2 separate regions of the Mus musculus genome follow, and region 2 is linked to region 1. The links are chromatin loops, found by intact Hi-C in ENCODE. Cell type or tissue: heart. All regions are shown on one strand. Links, peaks and the distances in the headings refer to the core of each region. The heading gives the core; the rest is flanking DNA.

The links. Peaks named below come from ENCODE experiments on the same cell type or tissue, not always from the same donor. Only the 100,000 strongest peaks of a DNase experiment are listed, where the experiment ranks them.
Region 2: a loop joins it to region 1, with 10 times the contacts of the local background. A loop is called at or near these places in 18 of 42 quality-filtered maps.

What each region holds. Positions count from the first base shown.
Region 1 is chr11:26,956,801-26,967,995 of GRCm38, forward strand. No RefSeq gene overlaps it. Among named protein-coding and RNA genes, the nearest start is that of Gm25387, 360 kb to the right of the region's middle. In heart, for the core only: a CTCF peak has its summit at 5,003 (motif pointing left); a DNase peak (open chromatin) is centred at 4,971; H3K27ac peaks cover 727 bases.
Region 2 is chr11:26,196,193-26,207,387 of GRCm38, forward strand. All of the region lies in intron 1 of 5730522E02Rik (RIKEN cDNA 5730522E02 gene), which reads right to left. It overlaps Mir6372 (microRNA 6372), which reads left to right and starts at 6,048; the gene lies at 6,048-6,156. In heart, for the core only: a CTCF peak has its summit at 4,915 (motif pointing right); no DNase peak of the experiment used is centred there.

The DNA.
Region 1 (11,195 bases), core at 1,808-9,807:
AGGCAGAAGTTTCCTTCATTCTCAAATGCTTTGACACAGCCTCTGCTCTCATTGTTGCAAAGCCTTCTAGTTGGTAATCTGTCTCTGGTTCAGGTCTTCTCAGTATCTATCCTCCTGGCATGGTCTTAGAGTTTGTTTATTTGTTTGTTTATTTATTTATTTGGTTTTTTAAAATCATTCATTTACTTGAACCTATATATTTTTTAACCCTCTTCACCAGCTCAAATTCTAAAGTTACACTGGGCGGTGTTGGCGCATGCCTTTAATCCTGGCACTTGGGAAGCAGAGGCAGGTGGATTTCTGAGTTCGAGGCCAGCTTGGTCTATAGAATGAGCTCCAGGAGAGCCGGGGCTACACAGAGAAGTCCTGGCTCAAAAAACAAAAATAAATAAATAAATAAATAAACAAACAAACAAACAAACCCAAAGTCACACAAAGTCTTTTGATCCATCATTTCCCTCTCAGCTTTTTTTCCTTTTTTTGTTCTTTTTTTTTTTTTTAGATATTTTCTTTATTTACATTTCAAATGTTATCACCTTTCCTAGTTTTCCTTTCCGAAAATCCCCTCCCCACCTCCCTGCTCCCCAACCCACCCACTCCCGCTTCCAGGCTCTGGCATTCCCCTATACTGGTGCATAGAACCTTCACAAGACCAAGGGCCTCTCCTCCCATTGATCACTGACTAGGCCATTCTTGGGTACATATGCAGCTAGAGACACTAGTCCCACCATGTGTTTTCTTTGATTGGTGGTTTAGTCCCAGGGAACTCTGGACTCACTGGTTAGTTCATATTGTTGTTCCTCCTATGGGGTTACAAACCCCTTCAGCTCCTTGGGTATTTCTCTAGCTCCTTCATTGAGAACACTGTGCTCTGACCAATGGATCACTGTGAGCATCCACTTCTATATTTGCCAGGCACTGGCAGAGCCTCTCAGGAGACAGTTATATCAGGCTTCTGTCAGAAAAATCTTGTTGGCATCTGCAATAGTGTCTGGGTTTGGTGGTTATTTATGGGATGGATCCCCAGGTGGGGCAGCTTCTGGATGGTCATTCCTTCAGCCTCTACTCCACACTTTGTCTCTGTAACTCCTTCCATGGGTATTCTGTTCCCCCTTCTAAGAAGGATCGAAGTATTCACACTTTGGTCTTCCTTATTCTTGAGTTTCATGTGTTTTGCAAATTGGGTATTCTGAGTTTCTGGGCTAATTCCACTCATTAGTGCGTGCATATCATGTGTGTTCTTTTGTGATTGGGTTACCTCACTCAGGATGATATCCTCCAGATCCATCCATTTGTCTAAGAATTCCATAAATTTGTTGTTTTTAATAGCTGCGTAGTACTCCATTGTGTAAATGTACCACATTTTCTGTATCCATTCCTCTGTTGAGGAAGATCTGGGTTCTTTCCAACTTCTGGCTGTGATAAATAAGACTACTATGAATATAGTGGAGCATGTGTCCTTATTACAATTTGGAACATTTTCTGGGTATATACCGAGGAGAGGTATTGCTGGATCTTCCTGTAGTACTATGTCAGTTTTCTGAGGAACTGCCAAACTGATTCTAGAATGGTTGTACCAGATTGCAATCCCACCAGCAATGGAGGAGTGTTCTTTTTTCTCCACATCCTTGCCAGCATTTGCTGTCACCTGAGTTTTTGATCTTAGCCATTCTGATTGGTGTGAGGTAGAATCTCATGGTTGCTTTGATTTGTACTTCCCTGATGATTAAAGATGTTGAACTTTTTTTTAGGTGCTATTCAGCCATTCGGTATTCCTCAGTTGAGAATTCTTTGTTTAGCTCTCTACCCCATTTTTAATAAGGTTATTTTGTTTTCTGGAGTCCAACTTCTTGAGTTCTTTGCATATATTGGATGTTAGCCCCCTATCGGATTTAGAAGTAGTAAAGATCTTTTCCCAATCTGTTGGTGGCCTTTTGTCTTATTGACAGTGTCCTTTGCCTTACAGAAGCTTTGCAATTTTATAAGGTCCCATTTGTGGATTCTTGATCTTACAGCACAAGCCATTGCTGTTCTGTTCAGGAAGTTTTCCCCTGTGCTCATATCTTTGAGGCTCTTCCCCACTTTCTCCTCTGTATGTTACAGTGTCTCTGGTTTTATGTGGAGTTCCTTGATCCACTTAGACTTGAACTTTGTACAAGGACATAAGAATGGATTAATTTCCATTCTCCTAAACCTGATTAAAAAAAAAAACTTCAGTGAAGTATCTGGAAATAATATTAACCCAAACAAATCAGTGGTCTTCCTCTACACAAAGGATAAACTGAGAAAGAAATTAGGGAAACAGCACCCTTCACAATAGTCACAAATAATATAAAATACCTTGGTGTGATTCTAACTGAGGAAGTCAAAGATTTGTATGATAAGAACTTCAAGTCTCTGAAGTCCAATCCTCATGCATTGGCAGGATTAATATAGTAAAAATGGCTATCTTGCTGAAAGCAATCTAGAGATTCAATGCAATCCTCATCAAAATTCCAACTCAACTCTTCACAGAGTTAGAAAGAGCAATTTGCAAATTCATCTGGAATAACAAAAAAAATCTAGGATAGCAAATCTATTCTCAACAATAAAAGAACCTCTGGTGGAATCACCATGCCTGACCTCAAGCTGTACTACAGAGCAAGTGTGATAAGAAACAGCATGGTACTGGTACAGTGGCAGACAGGTAGATCAATGGAATAGAATTGGAGACCCAGAAATGAACCCACACTTCTATGGTCACTTGATCTTTGACAAAGGAGCTAAAACCATCTGGTGGAAAAAAGACAGCATTTTCAACAAATGGTGCAGGTTCAACTAGCATGTAGAAGAGTTCGAATTGACCCTCTCATCTTTCTTACTGACTGGGAGGCATGATCCGAAGTTTTTGGGATGCCGTATCCTCCAGCATTCTTGCTGCAAGTGACCTCAGAGCTGGATTGAATTGCAAACCATCCCCTTATTAATAAATATCCATTTTACAAGTTATATGTATTTAAGGCTTGCAAATTAGCATTTGATTTACAAGGTACCGTGATTATTGCCACCATCTTATGAATTATCTACCCCACCTGACATGTCACGTGGTAACTTTCCAGGGCTGGCAGCCTCTGGAAGCTTGAACACAGGAAAGGAATGCATTTTCCCTCAGAACTGAACACTGCACACTTGAAACTACCAAAATGGTGAAAAAAAAGGTAGTCTCTGTCTTCTCAAGCCAGCTGGTGTACAGTATCCATTTGTGGCAGCCCTAGGCAACACGATTATTCTTTCCTGGCTCTTCAACTAATTAAGTCCAGCAGCCATCAAGGACCTCCTAGGTCCAGGCAAGGGACCAACTCTGGAGACCGTTCTCCTTGACCTCATTACTGTTTTGAAGCCACCAGCCAGTGTGCTCGAGGACAGTAGACCCAGGCTCTGTTCACAGTGCCTAACACACTGTTGTGGGAAAAGACAGTGGACGTCTGGGGGACCCTCCCCTCTCAGAAATGATACATTCAGATATCACTTACTATGTATGTTCTTTTAACTTTTGTGATGCGAAAATTTTGAGATGCAAGTTCATTATTTATGAATATTCATAGAAAACTTGAACATTTTCCAAACTTGGCCTTTCATTTCTTATCAGCTAACCAAATAATTGATGTGTGTTCTTTTTCTGTAAGAGAATGTTCTCAAGATGTGTGACAGAAGTATTAAATTCATGAATTTTGAGGTTAATTTTGTCTCTGATGATTCAAAGGAGAAGAGAGTTAGCAATAGAGCAAAAATAATTCTCGGCTCTTATCTTTTACTTCTAGACACCTATGAGAGAAGAATGAAGTAATGCTTAGCAACGATTGGTCCATTACAGAGAAGAATCAGGACGTCTGAGGAGCATTTAGAAGCTTCAGAGAAAATACCACTTGGAGTCTGCTTCTGTAGAGCAGCAAAGCAGAGATGCTAGGGATAAAACAGAAACGGAACTGTAGAAAGGACCAACTCCAGAGCGTATTTACCACAGGTGACTGGAGAAGGCACCCGAAGCAGAGAAGTTACTCAAGAGCCTCACTGGGCAGGTGTCATCCTGGAGACAAAAGGACAGGCAAAAGACCTCAAGGGTCCTTGCTAGCCTTGGCGAGCTGGACCTCACCAAGCACAAGCAAGCAAACACACACCTTTCCCTCCATCTTTGGGTGTTTGTTTCCTTATGCACCTGTCATTTTATAAAACAAGGCGAGAAAATACGAATGCTTTTCTGTCATAGTCTGTTATTACAGGAGCAACTTCTAACCAGAAAGAAAAGTACTTCTCAGGCCTTCAGTGAGCTGCCTTCTCATGAACTCAGTCAGAAACACAAAGTGTTATATGTTCCTGTTCTCACCATCATGGGCACTGTCTTTCTCTTTCCCTCCACCCTATTCGTATCCATTTTCCACCCTATTCGTATCCATTTTTGTAGACCTCTTACTGAAACTATGCAAACAAACAAAAACAAAAACAAACAAAAACAAACGTTGTGGGGGCGGGGGAGTGTGCAAAGTGCATAGAAGAGAAAAGGGGAAAAGGAAAAGAAAAAGAGAAGAAAAGGAGAAAAGAAAAGAAAAGAAAAGAAAAGAAAAGGGGCCACTCTCCTGAAAAAAATAAAAAAAGGTAAAGGTGAGATTTCTGTCTTCTGGAATTTTTGCCCCCAGTAGTCGTCTGCTTCATCCTGTAAGGTACACAGTGATGGCCAAGCTCTCCGTGTAAATATGTCACCAGAGAAAGGACTCTTGCACCCAAAGAAAGGAAGCCTAGCAGGCAATGCTCAAACCTTGCTTGTTAGAGGGACGGAGGCCTTTGGGGGCTGTCCCTTTGTCTCTTGCCTTCTAGCTGCTTGGGCATGAAGAAACTGGACAAAGGGCCTGCACTGTGGTAGGGTGTGAACTCTTCAGGCGGCTGCTTTGAGCTTTAATTACCCTCCTAGCTTTCTGTCCAGACCTAGTTGGGCCCTGGGGCAGATTGCAGGGTAACACTGCCATCTAGCGGCCATTCTTGCCTGGTGAGCAGGAGTCTGTGCCCTCAGGCTGGCTCCTTGGCTCACATATTCTCTCTCTCTCTCTCTCTCTCTCTCTCTCTCTCTCTCTCTCTCTCTCTCTCTCTCTCTCTCTCTCTCTCTCTCTCTCTCTCCCTCCCTCCCTCCCTCCCTCTCTCCCTCCCTCCCTCTCTCACTCCCCCTTCTCTCTCTTCTCTCTCTCTCTCTCTCTCTCTCTCTCTCTCTTCTGGCACCCCTCTCTCTTTTCTCTCTCTCTTTTAAAAAAGGATTTTATCCCATCAAGGAAAAAAAAGAGCTGGCTCTTGGAAAACAACCAACTCTGTTGGAACTCGGAGATAATAATCAGTTTCTCTGGGCTTGTGAAATTGGCTCATTAAGCGTGCTTTTTAACAGAAAATATTGGAAGCGATTAAGTCTGCTTTACTGAGTGGGCATGAAATGGCCAACCTTCGGCCACCCACAGCTCCTAGGTGCCTGGCGCCGTTTTATGCATGCGGCGTAATGTCTTTACTTGAAGTGGTGTTTATTCATCACCTGCTTATTTATCTCTTCGCGTTTGGCAGGCACATCGATCAATGTTAAACTGTCACACAAGGTTATTTTTCTTTTACATAACAGTATAGGCCTAAGGTAGTGGCATATTAAAAGTAATAACTTTCTAACTTGTAGCTCAAGATGACAGCCCCATTTTTACCAGAATATATTACAGCACGGAATTCCTCATTCCATTCCCCCACTCCCACCCTACACTTTGGTACGACTCCGCCTCGCCTCTCCAAGGTCAAAGGCTTCCTTCTGCCTAGCTGGCCTCCCACTTTGCATACCACTCAGTTCTCTCTTCACCTCCAGTTATCTGCAGCTTTTAGGCTGATAAGCCCACAGTGAACATTCTGTCCACCTGATGTACACATCTCCTGGTCCCTGTCATGATGACATCTGCCCCTTTGCATAAAGATGCGTCTCAGGGAGCAAAGGGAAGCGAGAGAGGAACGCTCCTTTGTGGTGAAGGTTGTACTGGGCTATTTCCATGTCTGAAGCCATCTCAGTAGAGGTGGGGGAGCCTGTGCAGCTTTATTTTGCTTTCCAGTCACTGGAGATGACAACAGCAGTGACAAACCCTTGGTGTTGGGGGAGACAAACATGTATAAGAAGCTAGCACGGCTTTGAAGCAACCAGCATTGGCCCAGAGCTTTTAAGTTGGGTTGTCTCCCCCTCTGTCCTTTGGCTCTAGGTTCTTTTGTGTTGCCTTCAAACTCCTCCCAGTTTGTGATGCCTCTTTTCTTGGCCACAGGCCAAGCAAGCTTTCTTTGTACACGCAGTTTTTCTTCTCCTTTCTCCCCCTCCCAACCGCCACCCTATTCTAGCCTGAAAATGCCTACAGATAGAATATCAGATCTTTTTAGTTTCGAATTTCAAAGTGGCCCTTAGAATTCCTTCCTGCCCTTGATCTCTCTCCTTTTGGGCTTCAGCTCCTACTTGGACGCTGTTGCTAATTCTGCCTCTTGGACAGTGGCTTTCTGCTACAATGCTTTGATAATCTTGGGTACACAAGAAATAAATGTTCGAATAGTGGACATGGGTGTTGCACAACTACTCCTGTGATTCAAAATACCACACCCACTCTGATAGTGTGCCTTTGTGTGGACCAGAATAGCTCCCCTAGGAAATATGAGAAGGGTTCCAAGCGTGATTAAGAGAATATGACTCAATAGTCTACCAAAGTACCTACAAAGGAGGTTTGCATACTTGGCATTGAATTTGGCCCATCTCTTGGGTGACTTCTGCATTCCTGTGAATAAAAGATGCTAGAATACTGCTCTACGGGATTTATTTTATTATGGGTAGTAGAACCCTAGGAAAAAGGCACGTTCACTAAAAAGTGTGTGTATGTAGGGGGTGGGAGCCCATTCTGTGTCCTTTTTCCTAAGATCAATATTTGCATTAAAGTGGTTTAAATGTATGTGGCTTGGAGGCTGTCCATTCTTTCAGGCTGACCTGCTGCATTGATCAGGGCTAGTGATAGAGGGAGAAAGAGCAAATCAGGAGAGGAAAAGAGTTGAAAGTCGTTGCTATGGGGCCTGTGGAGATATGCTCTATGCAATGTGTGTGTGCCATTTACCTGGCAGCCTCAGAGCCTCTGCTTCCGGAGGGAAGGGAGAGGACACCCTTACTGCCTCCCCAAGATGGCTGTTTTGTCTTTCAAAAACTAACTGAAGGACTTTAGATTACTTTTCAGACTGAAATTTCAACAGTCAATAGAGCTCAGACCACACCTTGGACTCAGTCATTCTTTGAATTTCCCAAATTAATACTTAAGAGGTGTAGCTGTATGTAGATGTATTTATTTATTAAATATTGTGTTATAACCTTGACATATTAACCTTGACAATAGCCTTGACTTATTAAATAATAATTCATACCAGACATTTCTACATGCTCTACTGTAGCCCTGATTCTTTAAAGTGCTGTTTCAGTGGTCAACTGGATCCCATAGTCATAGCTGTTATCCACAGATGAGTTCTGAAGACTTTTTGACGGGTCAAGACTATGGGTGGAACTAGGTCTCCAAATCCAGAGTTCAGGGCACAGCACCCAGTGCTTGACCTTCATGTTGAGAAGTGCTGAGTTTGGAACTGTTTTCCTCTATTGGGATACGTTATCTAAGGAAATAGGCTTAGCATTGGTCCATGAGTGAAGAGACCTGCTGACAGTATAATGATGCCAGTGACAGAGGCTTTGGATATGTGGGTGGTAAGATCAGAATACTCTGTTGGCTTTTTGCTGTGGCAAAGAAATGCCCCCATAGTCTTCTTATGAGAAGTACTGTTGAGGAAATTGTGTAAGAAATGGCATCCTCTTGGGTGGCCCATTTGGGGGTCAACCACAGTGGAGTACACGTATAGCTAGGCATACTCTAGGTACTCAAACAGTCATCCACATAATAGTCCAGAAATATGGTAGGTAATTATTGCTCAGGCCTATGCTGAATGAGCTGTTATACTTAGAAATGATTTTATAACCAAAGGTGAAAAAGATATCTGAAATAGTTGAATTGTCTGACAAAATGATCAGACACCCTGTGCTATAATGAGTCACACAGGCTGCAAGGGCAGGATTGAGAAAATGGTGAGTATTGGCAATGGAGATGTTTAGGGAAGTATTTGTAGAGATGGTCTTGTAGACAGAAAGAGAACATGCACAGAAAGACCAACATTCAGGGCAGAAGACTCTATGGAGCTTTGGAAACAAGTATCCCTCTAAAGTTAATGTTTGTGTATTATAGTGTTAGAGCATGCTGGGCTAGACCACAAAGACACTGAAGATCAACATGACGGACAGCTGAAACTTTGAACCAAGTGTCTTCTTTTATTATCTTGAGGAATCAAACAAATTTGTCTGCTGAAATTACAGCTTGGAACTGTGACCTACTCAGGGTCCCAAACATGCCCTTCACTCTAAGGCTTTCATTTTTCTCAAGAATGGGAAGAAAGTAAAAGCGACACTTGAAGCTTTTATTTATGATGCAAATTCACTGTAAGAGAATTACCCCAGGAAAGGAATACAAATATGAAAGCCGTTTCCCAAATCTGCAATACTTAATGTGTTGACAGATTTATTGGTTAACCGAAACTGATATAGGAAAATCTAGCCTATCTGGGAGATACCCACGTGAAATAGTTGTTCAAACTAGGAAATGGTTTTGTGGCGGGTATGTTTTAATAGAAGTACCTATGTACATTTTAATTTTTTTGATGGGAAAAATAAGCAACCTGCCTGCCAAACAACAAATGATATACCCAGCTCTGTCAAGAAACAAAACCTCTACTCATAGTTTTTCAGAAAATGCACCTTGACAACATTCCACCAAGACTTATACTGCTTATATCCTTATATGCACTTGGAGGTTAATTCACATGTCTCTACTACAACTCAGAGATGGGCAATAGTGATACATGCTCTACAACATATCTATTTCTACGGTGTAGCTACACCTGTACAGAGTCAGGTTTCAAGAAAGATGATGAGAACTCACAGCCTCAAGGTGAGTGCACATTGACAGAACACATTGACACAGGCTTTTACACCCTGTGCCCCCTGTTTGCACACATTTTCCTGTCTGTTAACAACCTTCTCTAATCAGTGTTGTTCACACAGTACCCCTTGGACAACCAGTATCCACATAATTGAAACATACTTGGTTTTGACAGCCTGCCTGCCTTACTTGGCGTTTGTCTTTGCCCTCCGAGGATCCCCGTGTCTACATTTTCCGAGTATGGAGTCTTCTGCTTCATTTCATGGTGTGCCTCTTGTTACCTAGGCAGGGTGCTATTAGACAGATATTTTCCTTCCACCACTTCTCTTCCTTCCATTTTAATGGTAATTTGCCGTTTGGAGATTTCTTTCCTTTAAAAATTAATTTCTGTATTTGAAGTAGTGTTCTTGGTAGGTCAGAGTACTTGAGATTTGATCATCAGATAAGTTATATGATATTTATATATCACTTGAAATAAAAATTCTCTTTAAGCATATGAAGATTGGTAAGTCTTAAGATAATCTTTCTTAGGGATCATTTAATTTCATTTGGCTTAAGATGCTATTTGTATTAAGTTAACAGGGTGCTAATTTAACATAGGTTTATAGTCATTTAAAGCCATTTTCATTCATTAAGAAAAAAATATCTGTCTAGATTAGATTATCATAAGGGTTTGAATAGCAATAGGGATTCCTCTGCGAGGCCCAAGGATTTTCCAGATGGGTGAACACTGTTTCTCTGCCCTACTGAGAAGTGTGCTGTAGAGTGTGGCCCTGATGATGGTGCCTAGCTCTGCCGTGGGCAGCAAAGAAAACGTCAAATAAAAACTTTTCTTTACTGCACTACTATATTGTGTTTATAATGTATTATGATTCATAGAACTTCTATACCCTAATTGATACTTTTCATAACATTTCATGCACGGCATATCTGTCAAAAACTTCACTCTCAAATTCCTAAAATGTTGGTTAATTTAGGTGAGATATTTGCAGCCTGAGCCCAGACATTAGGAGAGAGTGCATAAAGAAGACATGACTGTCCAACTGACTTCCCTAAACACGAACTGCAGAGTTTCTTTATAGAGTGCAGAGCATTTCCTGGCAGTTTTGAGCTCTCTCTATCTAGGGTGTCTTGTCATCCCAGTTACAAGGGCTGGAGCATGAAGTCCTTTCTGGGTTTTTCTTATGCACTTCTGGTTCTTGTTCTCTCAGTTCTGGCTTTCAGACACTTGGAAAGGAAAATTACCTTCTGGCTGCTTGGACTTGACTCACGCATGTTTGGCCTTCAATCACTGTACTCTCAGGTCTGCTAGGACCACAAAAAATGATGTTGGGTCAATACTAACTATGCAGAGTGGTTATTTCCATGCACCCAGCCCTTCCATGCCAACCAAAGCACCTGTGTTCCAGAAGGAAAGATGTCATATTATAGAACTCGTATTTGAAAATGTTTTCTGATAGAGGGTGTGGCTATGACTAACTGTACAATTTTAACTGTCTTACATTTACCAACAAAATTGATTAAGCAGAAAGAGTTTCAAATAATCTTTCTTGCTTTACATTTCTAAATAAGGCCTCTAAATCGTGTACCAGGAATGCCTGAATTGGTGGGATTCCATAAGCAATTCTTTCTGATATGGGCAGTGTCTAAGCACAAGAGATTCTTCATTTCTCTCTGAGCTCGGTAGATTTAAATTGCCTTAAGCTCTGCATGTGGATATGTTATAACTATTCTTTTCCAATGACAACACTCTAGGTTTTATGTAATATAAATCTATTTCTGAGATTCAACAAAATGTTACTAAGATATGATACTTTTAGCAGTCTTTCTGACTGTGGAAGACAGAACAGTACATTCTCTTAAAGAAACACAAGCTTCTGTGAGTGAATTTCTCACTTTCTGGGAGAGTCTATTCAAAGTTGGTGAGGAATTAAAAAGAAAAGTTAAGTTTAATCGCCCCCAGACATCACGAGAGACAAGCAACGGATAGAACGTGGCTGGGAGGTTTTCAACCTAGGTTCAGAACTTAACTTTCCTGCAAATCTCAAACTTATTCACTTAATTCCCATCTCTTTTATTCTTAAAGAGATTTTGAGAAAAAAAGTCATTAGAGATTATGTTAAAATTTTGCCGTAGTTTCTAGGGGAA
Region 2 (11,195 bases), core at 1,637-9,636, 760 kb before region 1:
TTTTTTTTTTTTAAGTTATTTATTATTCTAATTTGAATTCACAAGTATATATGAATACCCCAGACAGAATAAGGCCTTCTCTGCACAGAAATGCTTGTGGGGTGTAATGCACTCAGTGTATGCCCTCCTCCTTTTGATAAAAGCAGTCTATTTGAGGATGGCAAGTAAATGATTAATATTGATAAGGAACAAAAAGTTCAGCATGGAATGGATGGAAGCAGGCAGGAATCAGCAGATAACTCACACTTGGGAGCATTTCAGCCTGCACCCAATCCAGCTTTGGGCACTCTCAGCACATGCCCACGTGCCAGTGGCATCAATAACAGGATGTTCTTGGCAGTGAGCTGGTGGAAGCTCAGGGCCACCCAGAGATACCCAGATACTTAAGTCCTTCCTTCCCCAATTCCTAGACCATTGCTCAGGCAGAAAGGTCCAAGCGAACACCTTGGAGAGGATGATCCTACTCAGCATGAGTGACTCAGTAACTTTAACCCCTGCACTCTGTCCATGTCTAGAGACAGCTTGCATTGGCTTTGGCACCATAGCATTCTATGGATGGAAGAAGAGCTCAGCATTCAGTCCCTTTACCTTTGATCTGAGAAGATAAAAGTCCAGAAAACTGACATGATTTCGTAGAGAACTGACTTCAAAGTCTAGTTTTGGGTGAGCCCTCACTCCTGCAAAAGAAGACAGCATCCTCAAAGCTGTGTGAGGTGCTAGACTAGGTACTGGGCATAGGCTTAAAGGACATGGTCCTATAAGCTCTCTAAAGATGTATCTGATTCATCAGCTCTACTCAGAGCATGAAACTATTCATGAAATGGTCAATTTACCAAAGAATAAATGGGAAATACATTGAATTTGTTAAATGTACCAAGAATTCAGTTTTTAAAAAAAATATCTAGAACCTCTATGAAATTCAATTCCATGATAATTACAAGTTTCAAGGATTAATGAATTAATTTTTGAGACAGGGTCTTATATATCCCAAGATTACTTCAAACTTGCTAATGAGTCCGTGATAAACTTGAACTTCTAATCCTTCTGCCTCTGGTTCTCACAGCTGGGATTAAGTGCTGCACCGGCACAGCCCATTTGTGTGACTGTGGGGATGGAGACCAGGGTTTGTGAATGCCAGCCAAGCACCTGGACACCTGAACTGTAGTCCCAGCTGCCACGAGTTAAGTTTGGTTTTACCTGACTGATTTCTCTTTGTCTGCACAGCAACAACTCTTCGGAACTTAGTTCACTTAGATTGTAATTAATGCACAACAAATTGCCATTCGTAGGAACAAAGCCCGTTATGCTCTTGGAAGTGGTGCTCCGACTACTCTACGACCACTAATAATTTTATTACTTTTTTAATGTCACAAACAAGTGGCAAGGTGACAGAAGCCAGAGAGAGAGAGAAAAGCCACATACTGCATCTTCTAATGGATCTGTTTTCTAGTGGAATAAGTTGCATGGGACAGTTCAATGCCCCGTCACAGCATACTGAAACTTTAGTTAACTTGCTCCTATTCTTTCAAACTCAGCGCTCCTCATCCTTCCTAATGATGTGCCCTGTTAATATAGTTCCCCATCTTGTGTGTAAACCCAACACTACAATTATTTTTGTTGTTACTTCACAACTGTAATTTTGTTCATGTTATGAATTGTTATGTAAATATCTGTGTTTTCTGATGATCTTAGGCAACACCCATGAAAGGTCATTTGATTGCCTGACAAAGGGTTAAGTGTTGTTTTATTCCGCAACAGACTTGTCAGCCCAAAACACATAGCTAACATTGTGTGTGTGTGTGTGTGTGTGTGTGTGTGTTTGACACTTCAGTTGGTTTCCACATGCAGGAATAGGCTGTAGGATATCCGTTTGGTTCATCCAGTTAGCACTGAGGGCAACAGGCAAAACTAAAAAGTACTTGGATTGCAGGAACTTACCCTCTCTTTATGAATTAAGAAGTCTTCATTTGTAAGACAAGCCCAACACTACAGATCACAATAGATTACTTAAAACTCCTGAAAGCCAAAGAACTATTGTCTGAGAAAAGGCATAACACAGGGAACTGAGGCAGAGCCCAGCAGATGGTTAAAGGGCCGCAGGCCAAGTGAAGAGTAGAAAGGGCAAACACTTGGAAGTGCCCCCAAATGGCCTACTATTAATGTGTGGTCTGCAGGGGAAGCACAATAGACAGATATATGGTGAGCTGGCAAGTTGGCTGTTCCATGAGTTAATTGATACAAATCGATCGAGAATCAATTTGTGAAGAAACATGAAGGTGAGGGCCTGGACCTCCATGGCTGCTTCTTGTGCACTGGACTGCTTTTGCTTACTAACTGATGAAACAGGAAAACTGTCTACTACTAGCAAAACAAACAGCTTATAGTCAGTCTCAAAGTCTTCCCAATCAACCACCTCGATACTGCCAGTGAAACTGTGGGATTAGGTCCAGCAGGGGGGCCCCCTGGGTAAATGCACTTGCTTGCCATGTCTAATAATCTCAGTTGATCCCAAGGAGCCACATGCAAGAAGGAGTCTATTCCTACACGTTGTCCTCAGCACACCAGGACATGCACACGCCACCACTACCACCATCTACACCACATAAGTAAACAAATAATAAGAGTTCTTTAAAAGTCTAGAACAGTAGATGATTTTTCAAACATTGAAAACTATGGTCTGAAAGTTTTAGGCCATTGAAGAAGTTCCCTTCAAGTGGGCTGAGATACATATTCTCAAAGAAATATCACAGTTAAGTTTAATGCAAATCCTGTACTGCAAGGTCTCAGTAAAAGAGTTAGATACAGTGGTTTTGACTTACTGCACAAGATGCCACTTTTTCATGGTACCAAGAACCCTAGTTTGAACAAGACTCAAACATTTATATTCATATCATGTGGATGTGTCTGGCCACAGTTAATTTGAACATGTCATTTGATTCCCTGTACAGAATATCGAAAGCTCTGAGGCAGATCCAGGGAGCCTTTCTTCCTGAAACACAAGCACTCACACAATGCTCTTATTAACTATAGCTATCACATCGACACCAAACTGAAAACAGAACCTAACATTCCATCCCACCCAGTGTATGTCACATATGCCTATTATAGGACATGTGTTTCACAATCCAGAGGGAAAGAGCTACACACATCCCATACCTACACATCCAAGCAATCAAAACAACTGTAAGGCTGCTTAAGTACAACATCAAATTTTAAAAACTTAAATAACATATAAAGAAATTCTTCAGATGTTGTTTGACTACTCCAATTTTACACAATCATTAAAGTCCAAAACCACTTCTAGGTTATCTAGAGCCACCTACAGAATTGGGAGGATATTCCCAGGGTGGGAAAAAGGGTAATTATTTGGAAGTAAATTTATGTTTACATAGCCTGCCCACAGTAATCTAATGTGGATCAAATGTATAATTCTTAATTTTCCAGTAGCTGCAACCAAAGAGCTAAGAGTGAATCTACTTTTAATATACCACTTAACTCCCAATGTAGCCAAAGTAATATTTCACTAAGTAATTGACATAAACATTTCACTTTTGATATGTCTTTAAAACCTGGTGTCCTCTTCCACTGATCACAATTCTGTTTGTCAATCCACATTTCAAGAGCTCTTGGCAGCCACATGTGGCTAAGAGTCATCATCTTGGACTCATCATCTCACTTGAGTGATGTTCCTTTGAAGGTTAACAGGATTGGCTGCCTCTCTCTGGACTGAACCATGGGACTGCTTGTTACTGTGGGTCTCAGCATTAGACTGTGGCCAGATGTGTGATGAGAATGAGACGGATCAAAGAGCAACATAATAGGTCCATCATGTTCTGGGCTGTAATGCATATGGAGTATACCAATAATTAATACTTCAAAGTACTGCCTGGACTCTCCTCATGTTTGAAAAATAGTTTCTTTTACATCTGAAGGAACAAGTCACTTCTTAGGACAAGATCAGCCTCGTACTGGCTCACATAGTACTACACTTAAGTGTAGTCTCCATCTTACCTTGAGACACGACATGAGGTGAGCTTAAGCTGCTCTCTCTTGACTGGACCTCTGGCTCAGGCACTCCTCTCACTCCTCAGTACAGTCGGTGGTCCACTTTGCTTTTATTTGGTTCCACCATAGATCATGCCAAAGTCTGAACTCAGTGATCTCACTCCACGTTCCCACAGCAAACACCATATGCCACAGGGTTCTTCCTGGTTGTGACTTTTACCCCACAGTATTCCCACGAGTCTGAATTGTCCCTCTTCCTTAACCAGATAGTGAGATCCTTGAGAGTGCTTCTGTTCTCTTTCAGTCACAGCAGGGAGTATCAAATAAGTGCTCAAGTACGTTTTCCCCATGGTACAATGTCAAACACATGCAGAATGTATAATCAAGTCCATGTACTTAACGAATACTTAAAGATATGTCTAAGAAAAAAAAAGATATGTCTAAGACATCAAATCTTAACCAAAATGCATTCCAAATACATCAATTACATTTCTAGTTCTAGGCCACTGTGCTAAATGCGGAGATTCAGGAAATGTTCTCAAACATGGCAGTTAAAGCAAGGGTAAAGCTTTCCTCAAAAGAATCTGACTGCAACTCGTCTGTGGAAGTTGTTTCAGCAGACTCTGATCCAGAAGGTCACGAGTGCAGCCCAAGACTCGGCATTTTTAATAAACTCTCAAGTGGCACTACTGGTCCAAGGACCACACTTTAAATAGGAAAGACTATGGTCCAGTAGTCAGAAGACCTGAAATTCAGTTGTAACTCGTGTTGTCTGGATGGGACTCATTTCTCTTAATACTGTCGGATCTGCTTGCTCAGCTCTTAAATTGCTTGCAAGAGGAGAGTAGATGATTTCTGTATGATCTATAAGCTCCGAGTTCCACCATGTTCATATTCTGTCAGCCTACAGAGGGCAGTAGGGAGCACAGCAGCGCCTGCTCACTACAGTCATCTGGCATTACTTGCACAGCACAGCACAGCACAGCACAGCACAGCACAGCACAGCACAGCCAGTTATTTTGAAATGTTTGCAGGTGAGGTTCAGAAGTCCTTCTAAACTTCCAGAGCTGAGAACTGTACACTGCAAACATCATGTGATCATGTGTGGATGATTAACTCAACTGACTAATGTCAGTGAGGTCATAAATAAGTAAATGATGATACCTCCAGAAAAATATATTCTTATCTGGAAAACAATACAACAACAAATTGTTGTTGGCTCTAACAAATAGCTCAACACTACTGTGAAGTACAACTTCCAGCACACACACACACACACACATCGCACCACACCATACACTGCACACACATACCACACCCCACACACACAAACACATACACATCACATCCTACCATACATCACATACACACACACAAACACACACACACACACCACACATACACAAACCATACCACACCATGTACTACACACCACACAGACACATACATACCACATCACACCCTAGACCACACACACATACTATACCACACTGTAAACCACACAAGACACACACACCATACTACAACACAGACACACACACACCATTCCACACCATACAACACATACACACACACAACTACAACATAGACCATACACACACATAATTGCACACCATACAACATAGACCACACACACACACACACACACACACACACATACACACACACACATACCACACCACACCACACCACACCACACTACACCACACCACACCACACCACTCAGTGTGTCCTGCATACCTATGCCTTGGAGAAAAGCTATGCAGCATCAGCACAGGTCACCACCCTGATGCTTTTCCAAGTTTCTCAGGCCACCTTATCATCTTGACTCCTGGATCCAAATAAAAATGTAGATTTGTTTCAGATGGAGAAGACCAAAGCCAGCCATCAGGAAACCTCTGGGTATTTTGGAATTCCAAAGTGAGTTCTATTCTAGGGTCTTTGAAAATTACTTTTTTGAAATTGAAGATGTTTAAATGAAAAATTCCAAATACTTTAAAATTGTACCTCATTGGTTTTGAAAAGGCAGAAGTCTTTCATTTCTCACTACCTCTTTGAAAAGAACTGGGGAAACTTCCAGCCTTCTATCCAGGCAGTTTTGGGTTTAAGCATGCTGGTTTTCTATGTCCATCCCTTTATTGAAGGAGTGAAAAGAAGATGCCCTGAAGTAGAATTCCCCCCTAAAATATAAATTCATTTTCCCTCTCAGTGTTCGCTTTGGTCACAGTTCTCTAAAACAGATGACTTGTGTTTTCCAAATACAGCCACACAAAACTACACACAAAACTACTACAGCCACACAAAACTACACACAAAACTACTACAGCCACACAAAACTACACACAAAACTACTACAGCCACACAAAACTACACACAAAACTACTACAGCCACACAAAACTACACACAAAACTACTACAGCCACACAAAACTAGAGGAGCTGCAAGGAGCACATTCAAGATTTGAAGCAAAGGACAAAAATGACATTCTGTTCCCTTCAAAGATGTTGACACCTATCTGAGATGATTAAGCTTGTGTTCTATGAAATTAGGAACAAACAGTACTACAAGCTAGAAGAGTGTGAAAGAGTTGAGAGGAGAAAGATGCCTCGCTTCCAGCTGGGACAGGCAAATGGAAACCTAAATAAAGGCAGGAAAGATTTCATCCACAACTTCAAGGATGCCAGAGACTGGATCATTAGCCCTGAAAAGGAGACTCTATGATCAAGAGCGAGAACACAGAAAGTCACCAGATGAAAGAGTAATGAGGGCGAGCCTGATGCCAGCCAGGTGAAGAGTCCCTGGCATCCAGACTCAGATCCAGTGGCGAAGGCCAGGAAACAAAGCAAAGGCAGCAGGCAAATGGTGTAGCTTCTGCTCTGTGGGCTGGAGTAAAGTGCACACACATCACATTGCAGAAACTAAGAGCTGACAAAAATCAGTCTGTGGGGCCAGAATGGAAGTCCCGAGGGCTCAGCTGACGACTTTCTTTTACAGTTAATGGGGAATCAATGGAAGACTTTTGATTGTCTGTTTTCTATGACACTTAAGTCTGTGTTAAAGAAAACATATTTTGAGGTCAAATAGAGCACAAAAGACAGTGGGGGAGAGATCATTGGACTGAAGCAGAAGAGTACCTGAACCACAGAGCTAGAAAGGGAAAACCCAGAAAAATGCTGGAACTCTATGTGCAAGGGGAACACAGTGATAAATTTGGAGATGATGAAGTCAGTCCACCTACCCCCAGCCGGGACAGGAACTCTGGTTCACTCCTTCAAGTGAAAACTACTTACTATGAACATGATGGTGCTTGCTTAAGGTGTTCAGCCTGCCTGTTGGAACACAGTAGGCCCACATGCAGGGCCAGTGACATGAAGAATATGAAGGACAAATGTCACGTTCTGCTCTTCACACTTTTGTTAAGCTCTCAGTACTCTGCCCTCCCTCTGGTTCCCCAATAGGATGAAGCTTGGTATTCCATTTGCTAATACGACTTCTCTCTAAGTTCCTCATTTGGCAGTATTGTCTGTGTTACAGTGAAACTTTGAGCCCTGGAATTCTTGTTTCACTCTCTGCTTCTGCAGATACCCAAAACAGAATCATTAGGAGACAAACAAGATTAGCTAGAATAATGATCCCAAGAGGTGTCCATATCCTTATAATTCATCAACAGGAAGCTTTATATACCAAACTTACAATATGCTAATGGCACTTTGGAACTCTAACTAAGGTCAATGACTATGAAACTGAGAGACAATCCTCACCTATCCAAGTGTGCCCAATCAAATATTGTAAATCTTTAATTACAGTGAGTCCTTCCCGGCTGAACTTAAGGAGGCAGGACATGGAGGAGTTTTTCAGAAAGATGCAGTATTGCTATACTGGTGGCTCTGAAGGTGGAGGACAGGTAGCAGGACACGAAGTGTGGATGATCTCTGGAAAGCTGAGTCCTACAGTCCTCAGGAACAACTGCCACCCCAGTGATACTTTGATTTAAGTACAATGAAACAGACGTTAAAAGTCTTAATCTACAAAACTGAATAAATGTGCATTGTCTTATGTCACAACATTTGCAGTAACTTTCTATAAAGTGATAGAAATATATACATTACTCTTAAATTATGAATAACTAAAATTTTCTAGTAATCGTAAGAACTGAAAAAATTAATTTTTTCCAATATTCACTTGTATGTTCAAGGCACTGAGTTCCCTGTACTCTAGACTGTGTGATAGTCTTAGGATCAATGAGGCTCTTTTATATAAGCTACATTTTCAATAAAGTATGAGATGGTAAAGAAGCTTAATATTTGCTGCTTTTGCTTTCTAAGCCAAGGAGTTACTATAATTTAATCAATTACATTAAATTTTACATAATGCCCACAAGAACTCATTAAAGAAATGTGCTGGTATAAAGAAGGACCAAGCCAATAGATAGTAGAACGTCATTGTCCATACTCAGAATGATTTTCAGTGCTCCGTTTTCCCACAGCTATATTTAGACACTTTTATTTAGAAAGGGAGACTCCATGACAAACAGATTGTAGAACTATATTCCTAGTTAAAACTTCACCAAATCTTGACAACACAGCAAGGGCTTCATGTAGTAACTTTGACATGCTAATTCTACATAAGCTAAAGTCACTTTGGTGCCTTGCTGGAAATAAATAAATCCTGAATCCATAGTTTCGTTTGGGCATAAAGTTGCTCTCAAATTGCATGCATTTAGAATGTTGTAGCAGCCTTATTTATAATAGCCAGAAGCTGGAAAGAACCCAGATGCCCCTCAACAGAGGAATGGATACAGAAAATGTGGTACATTTACACAATGGAGTACTACTCAGCTATTAAAAAGAATGAATTTATGAAATTCCTAGCCAAATGGATGGACCTGGAGGGCATCACCCTGAGTGAGGTAACACATTCACAAAGGAACTCACACAATATGTACTCACTGATAAGAGGATATTAGCCCAAAACCTAGGATACCCAAGATATAAGATACAATTTGCTAAACACATGAAACTCAAGAAGAATGAAGACTGAAGTGTGGACACTATGCCCCTCCTTAGATTTGGGAACAAAACACCCATGGAAGGAGTTACAGAGACAAAGTTTGGAGCTGAGACGAAAGGATGGACCATCTAGAGACTGCCATATCCAGGGATCCACCCCATAATCAGCTTCCAAACGCTGACACCATTGCATACACTAGCAAGATTTTATCAAAAGGACCCAGATGTAGCTGTCTCTTGTGAGACTATGCCGGGGCCTAGCAAACACAGAAGTGGATGCTCACAGTCAGCTATTGGATGGATCACAGGGCTCCCAATGGAGGAGCTAGAGAAAGTACCCAAGGAGCTAAAGGGATCTGCAACCCTATAGGTGGAACAACATTATGAACTAACCAGTACCCCGGAGCTCTTGACTCTAGCTGCATATGTATCAAAAGATGGCCTAGTCGGCCATCACTGGAAAGAGAGGCCCAATGGACACGCAAACTTTATATGCCCCAGTACAGGGGAACGCCAGGGGCAAAAAGGGGGAGTGGGTGGGTAGGGGAGTGGGGGTGGGTGGGTATGGGGGACTTTTGGTATAGCATTGGAAATGTAATTGAGGAAAATATGTAATAAAAAATATTTAAAAAAAAAAAGAAAAACCAAAATAAATAAATAAATGAAGTTAAAAAAAATGCTTGTGTAGTACAATCCTACAGTTTCTCTGGGTTGCTGTATTAACAGTTTCTGCCTTTTTCTTTCCTTCTACCCAATCTTTGCACCATGCTGGCTTCACCTCTGTCTATGAATCGTGAACGGAAGAGACATTATTCCCTTGAGAGAGCTGGGTTCTCCCAAGGTTGAGTTTGTTGCCTCTATGAGCATTCAGGAGTAAGAACAAAGCCCTCATGATGCACTTCCCTGTCACTTCCAAATTCACCATCTTTCTGATTCACCTTCTTCTTGGTTCTAAGCTTGTATCCTAGTAGGAGTGGAGCACAAGCCCGAGAAAAGCTGGGGCCTTGGTCTCCCAGCTCAGTTATTAACCCCTGAGCTGACCGTATCCCCTCCACCAGAGGCTGTGCTACCTCACTGGCGCTGCGTGCTCATCTCTGAGGAGCAGGTGAGAGCCGGTGGTGATTGCAGCTGCTGCTCCTCTGAACCCTGTCTTGTTCTCAGGCCACAGTCTTTGCACTGCTGCTTTTAGTGGGTTGGGCAGGTCTGAAGACTGGGAAGTAACTGCTTTTGCAGGTAGCTCCATGTAATTTTTCACGGCCTTCCTTCGAGCTTACCACAAAACCAGCGCTTAGTTAAAAAAATGTATTTTTAATTAGGCTAACTTCATATTTTCAATTCTGTCTGCAGATTGCCAAATGCCTTGCTTTTGTTTCTCCTTTCCTAACAAAATACATATACTTAATATGCTTTCACCAACAAAGTTTCAGCAGCCTCTTTATCTTTGCATACCACAGGTCTGAGAATGCTTTATGGACTCCTGATCCAGTTCGGTCATTGAGACGGCAGAGAAGAAGAGTAAGCATTGCTCTTGTCTCTGGTGGGCGGCAAGCAGATATTTCAATGAGGTGTCTGCTTAGAATGTATCCTCTAACTTTGCAAAGATGAGAGACACCAGATTCCCAAAGAAAATAAGGCCCCCAAATATCAAGATAATTTGTGGAAAGGCTGTACTCCCACACATACATATTTCGGCAGGATTTAAGAAAATGAAATAAATGTAAAGTAAGCACTAAGGACATTGAACTTCAAGTCGGCTTGAGTTCTAACACTTCGTAATAAAAAAATAATCTGTTTACTAGAGAGCTTGGTGAATTGGGCAGACCCTGTGGTGTGGTCATGTTTCCCTGAACGGCTAAAGAAGATGACTCGAGAGAATCACCTGTTAGTGAAGACTTTTAATACTAACAAATGTGGCTGCTTTTCAAGGCAGGTGTTCTCACAGGTTTTATTTGCTTTGGAGTTTTTAGTGTAGTTAATGCTATTTTTATTCTGTTTTAACTAAGACTGTGTTTTCTTTAAAACTTGGTTCTGTGACTGAGGTTTGTTTCCAGCTATAATACCTTTTGATAACATCCTCCTTAGGGATTCTTGTTTAAAATGATCTACTACAGGGTTCTGAAAATCCTCTTCTTCCTTGCTCTGCTTCATTCTGGCTTGCACCCTTAACCCTTCAGCCAGCCC